Regions from separate parts of the Homo sapiens genome. Here region 2 is linked to region 1. The links are chromatin contacts, found by Hi-C or POLR2A ChIA-PET in ENCODE. All regions are on one chromosome and are shown on one strand. The core of a region is the stretch at or near the end of the contact, and the rest is flanking DNA. Distances in the headings are between cores, read along the strand shown. Region 1 overlaps ARAP2 (ArfGAP with RhoGAP domain, ankyrin repeat and PH domain 2). Region 2 overlaps ARAP2 (ArfGAP with RhoGAP domain, ankyrin repeat and PH domain 2).

The links. A loop is a pair of places that touch in the nucleus more often than their neighbours do. ChIA-PET counts read pairs that join two places held with the same protein, here RNA polymerase II (POLR2A).
Region 2: a loop to region 1 is called in a map of CD8-positive, alpha-beta T cell, with 1.8 times the contacts of the local background. The contact joins two enhancer-like sites. A Hi-C loop is called at or near these places in 1 of 168 maps with a recorded cell type or tissue (CD8-positive, alpha-beta T cell). POLR2A ChIA-PET finds 5 or more read pairs at or near these places in 4 of 52 experiments (GM12878, OCI-LY7, T-cell and 1 more).

The regions. Positions count from the first base shown.
Region 1 is chr4:36,188,607-36,191,306 of GRCh38, forward strand. The region is part of intron 7 of ARAP2 (ArfGAP with RhoGAP domain, ankyrin repeat and PH domain 2); the gene reads right to left. Among named protein-coding and RNA genes, the nearest start is that of ARAP2, 55 kb to the right of the region's middle. RefSeq lists an enhancer at 1,563-1,612. Within about 2 kb of position 1,390, at least 2 of the 41 ENCODE cell types and tissues checked have a DNase peak (open chromatin) inside an H3K27ac peak, as active enhancers do.
Region 2 is chr4:36,223,994-36,226,693 of GRCh38, forward strand. The region is part of intron 2 of ARAP2 (ArfGAP with RhoGAP domain, ankyrin repeat and PH domain 2); the gene reads right to left. Among named protein-coding and RNA genes, the nearest start is that of ARAP2, 19 kb to the right of the region's middle. Within about 2 kb of position 1,363, at least 2 of the 41 ENCODE cell types and tissues checked have a DNase peak (open chromatin) inside an H3K27ac peak, as active enhancers do.

The DNA of each region.
Region 1 (2,700 bases), core at 140-2,639:
AGGCTGATAACGCATACCAAGGACACATTATAGAAGGTCTGCAATATTAAAAGAGTTTGGATACATCCTTAAGGGATTTCTTTATCTCTTCCCTTCCACAGCGTTATCCTTGGAACCCACACTTTTGAGCAGGTCCCAGATATAACTGATTTGGAAAAAACAGCAAACCATTCCATGCAGGGAGCAAGTACTGAGTTTATATTTCTCCTAGCCATAAATTCCTGCCTTAGCAATTGGTAAGGGACAGTCATCATTAGCATCATGGCATTCTACCAGAAGGATATCCTCTTCTGCTATTTAAGGAGATACACTATATCATCATGGCATTATCTCTGAGTATTTTTTAAGTTTCTTCTCCTTCACTAGCTCTGTTCCAATCTCCCATCCCTGACTTTATTTATCCATCAAAATCCTATCCATTCTTTAATGTAATCTTAAATACCAATGCAATGAAGGCTCTCCTATGTCCTCCCATGCAGCCAAAACTGAGTATGGCAAATGAGCTGTGATTCAGGAAGATGAATGGGCAACCTTATACAGAAAAGAGAGAAGGATGTCAAGAAATAAGCACTTAGTAAACAACTTATTTCTTCTCCTTTTTACTTTATCTTCTCTCCCTATAAAAATCCTTTTCCACTATTTTTTTTTAATTTTCTAAATTAACACATAATAACTGTTCGTATTTATGGGATACATAGTGATGTCATGATACATAGTGATGTCGTGATACATATAAAGTATAATGACCAGAAGAGGTAACAAGCATGTCCATCATCTCAATTATTCATCATCTCTCTGTGTTGGAAACATTCAATATCCTCCTTCTGGCTATTTGAAACTATATTAAATTAGTGTTAACTACAGTCATCCTACAGTGCTATAGAACACTAGGACTTATTCCGCCTCTCTAGCTATAAGTTCCTGCCCTTTAACAAATCTCTCCCTATGTCCTCCTTCTCCCTACCCTTCACAGCCTCTACTATCCTCTGTACTACTTTTTACTTTGGTAAGATTCACTTTGAAAAAAGCTTCCTCATCAGTGAGAATATGGGCTGTTTAACTTTCTGTTCCTGCCGTATTTCACTTAATATAATGTCCTCCAGCTCTACCAACTTTATGCAGAGTAATCTAAAATTTCTCTCTTCCTTTCTTATCTATTCATTTCACTCAATTTCACTGCCATATTTCAAGTCATCAGTAGTCTATGTAACTGTCTTGTAAGCACCATAAACTGTAAAACTGAATTTATTTTCACCTGAAGACTTACACTCTCCTTATATCTGTCCATTAAAATATCAACTCTTCCAGTCCATCTGAAATAGAATGAAGTCATCTTTGACCTTTGCTGGTTCCTTTGCACCCACATAGCTTGCATTCTCCCCACATCTAGAATAAACTTCCTCCCCACCACTCACCAACTGTGAATTACTGTCACATTGGTTTTCTTGAGGTTTCCTGAATATATCACATTTCTACCCAAGCCAGTGCCTTTGCATACACTGTTTGCTCTGCAACGAATTGTCTTCACGCCCATCTGCACATACTTACTGCCTCCTCAACCTTCATATTTCAGCATAAATATATCCTCCTGAAGAAAGCCTTTCTGACCAGCACATTCTCTCAAACCCCTCATCCTCACAGATAACCCTAATTTAAGCTAACAGCAACCTGGATTTTTCCTTTATAACAATTATTCATTGTGATTTAAACGGTGACTTTATATTTACCTGTGTGATCATTTAATTAATATATTCTCCCCAAATAGGCTTCAGGTCATTTATCTACATTCCTCACCACCTTTCATGTAGTTAATACTATAGAAATATTTTCTGAATGAATGAATCCTATGTCTAATCAATCACAATTATAACAATCTCTGATGGCTCATTTTTAATATTTCTTGAAATTCATTTCTTATCACTTCCACTGAGGCTCCACTGAGCCTATACATTAGTCTACATGATAATAACGCCTGGCTTAGTGTAACAGTCTCCTGGTTTGCCTCCCTACTTTCAGTTTGTTTTTCTTCTGAATTTTCCTGCATATTATTTTTCAAATGTCACACAGTTGGAGAAAATCAAGAAAAGGCTCATGGAGGTGAATAACAAGATGGGTCTGATGTTTGCACAGAATGTTGATGGATGGCAATGGCTAGGGAGGCTCAGATGGAAGAACAAAAACACAAGGGGAACATGTAGGAAAAGACATGCTCCAGTTTCCCATAGTGTATACTCAGTCACTGTTTAAAAAGATCATTAGGCAGAGACACATGACATGATTGGCTTAACAAAGGAAACCCTATAAATCCAAGTAGGTTAAAATGGCAATACAAGGCCAAAACTAGACCAATAAGTGCTCTAGAAATTCAGAAGAGGAAGATAAACTCTTTCCATTGTCAGGCAACCTAAGGATGTGGGAAAGGGCACAGCATCTTTGGGGACAGTGTAAGAGCCCCTCTGCTCTAAGTCTGTAGAGACTGAGACCAGACAGCAGGAATTAGAATGCCTAAAAACATTTACAGTTTATCCCCTACGTGATCTGTTTCCAAATTTTAGCTTGCATAAGAATTAGAGGAACTTATAACAACATCCCTCTAGTGAGATAATTAACTATTTGTTGAGGAAAATGTTACCATTAACCCATTTTGTCACTAGAAATAAGTCAAGTAGCACTGTACTGAAAGAAACAGGGACTAAAAAA
Region 2 (2,700 bases), core at 113-2,612, 35 kb after region 1:
GAGAAAGTAATGAATAACTCTGATTATAAAAGTGAGTGTTCAGCATACCTAGAGGTTTTTTTTTTAATATTTTTAATCACTAAAGTTGCCCAGAAAAGCAGTGGCATAAAGGTTAATGTCAAAGATATCCCCTTATGAACTGTACTTACTTACTACTTAGACAAGGCAGCCAAATAAAAAAAGAAACAACAAATATGTGGATCATCATTTCACAAAATGTTAAAAATAAATAAATAAATAAATGAATAAATAAATAAAAACAGTTCTCACAATTGATTACAGACTATGGGTCATTCTAGAGTGAAATTAAAAAAAAAAAACACAATCATTAGGCAGCAGTTTAACACTGCCTTGAGGTTTTCATAATATCTAACTAAAACAGACAAATCTGAATTCAGAAAGCATGAGAGTGTAATTACAGCATAGACCAATAATGTGAAACTGACAATGCACAGATAATTAAGCCTCAATCTGTGAAGTTTTAAAAAACATCCTTAGGGTAAGAATGAATTATCATTACAGAACTACTGCAACACATAAGTTTACAACATCATGAATTTTTTAATCTACTAGCAAAAATTTCAATTTTATACGTTTTTCAAACAAGATGGATTTACAAAAATGAAATATAAATGTAATGACTTTTTAACTTAGATTATTGAGCAGATAGATACCCTCACCTTCTAACAATAAATCTAACTTCTATTTAAATTTAGATTTAATTATTTATGTATTCAATTCAAAATTTAGCAAATATTAAAATAATTAGCCTTTTTTCATAGAATTTAAAAAGCATTTTAAAAGAAAGAAATCAAAATGTTAAGATTGCTAAGTATTTTTCTACTATAACGTGAAACATAAAATTTTCTTGAAGATGAAAATGAAGGATATCCTTCTGTATATTTCTTATTCAGTGCAGCAAACAAATGCTGATTACTTTTCTGTACTTTTTGCTCATATGTATTGTTGACATTAAAATCTATAAAATAATGTCAACCATTTTGAATGTCTATGTGAATACAGAGGAAAAATATCCAAGATTTTTATTTTTAATAAAAAGTTCAAAGAACACAGGAGACTTCAGGTTTAGATTTCAAACTTTTGAAAAGCCCTCAAAGGAGTCAACACAGCCCCTCAGTTTTCTAACAGTTGTACTTCCACAACAGTGCAGCTTTGCACACCATCCCTCTCCCACTACTTCTGCTTCTTCATTTGCCCTTACCCCCAAAACATTCAGAGGCACTACACCTTAAAAAGAAGGCTTTGAGACCTATCCCAAGGATAATACAATTGCATGAAAGATGTACAAAAATCACTAAAGCGAGGAGGAAAAATGTACTTCCTTCAGTAGCTGTGAGATTCCTTCCTGCCTGGGGCACTAAGAAGATTCTGCATAAGATCACATGGCACACCTACAACTCCCATGGGCAATGTGGCATCTGCTTTCTGCTTGGAGGGCTCCCAGGGACTAGCAAGGCCTCCAAGTGAAGGTGATAAGGAAGGAGCTGGTGCTTGGAGCCTAGTCCTGATCTAGCTTTCAAGAAATAGTTCAAAAGATAACCTGAGGTTATTGTCCAGGCCAGCCCTCCAGTTAAAAGGAGCAGGCAGGAATTCAGGGAAGAACCCAAGTCCACAACAAAGACAAAAAATTTAATAGAGCATCAGTTCTATCAGATTCTGTTGAGAGGAAGGAGGCAGGAGGGCACGTGTCCAGGGAGAGAAAAACAAAGAGCCCTATGTCAGGAAAAGACTGCAAAGTCAATATCCACATTCCTTTGAGCAGCTGTATGAAATGTTTAGTAATTCCTTTAAAAACACAGGCCATAAAGAAATATTTTCTTTTGGTATATCAAGGAATGCACTAAATATCATTTGCAGGTTCAATATCAATGACCAATCAATATCAATATCATTGACCAAAGAGAAACTCACGTTACATAACCCACAGTTTGATTTAAAAAGTTATATTATAACACTTTAAAATCATGGAATTACTATTTGCAACATAGGGAAGGAGCACAAGGAAAAACAAACAGTGAAGTCTGAAAATAATTTATTTGCTCATTTTATGATCTGAGCACCACAAAAGCAATGCTGCTATTAACTACCATAATCAAAGAAAAGAAAGGTTAGGATAAGTAATCTGGCCTAAAAATCACATGAAAAAAAAAACAGTGCTATGATATAGCTAGTACTAAATTATTTACTACTAATTTTAATGTTTCCACTCTCAAAGACTCAGTCACAAATTGAATAACGAGCTTTTCATATGATACAAAGCTTACAACAGAAGGAGTTGAAAATATACCACTCCAGCATACTTACTATTTTGAATAAAGGCATTTAATTCAAATATTGGAAAATAACAGGTGTAAAAAGAGGACTCTGATCTTCCAGCCTCCTTAAAAGCAGAAGATGAAATTCCCCTGAAAGAAATTAACATCCTGTCCTCAAGGACAAGAAGTTGAGACCAAAGAATTCTGTACAGACCTTGTTAAAAAAACGTATCTTTTAAGCCCCCCCCCACATAATTTAGTTGGTTTTTCACAACTTACTGCTCTTTTTGCAATTCATTATTTAAGCGTTTCACTCTAACTACTTATTTGGATCTTTATCTCTTTATGAGGATTCTTGTGGCACATAAAACTCATATTACTTGTATGAAATAAATTTGTATGCTTTTCTCCTGTTAATCTGTTT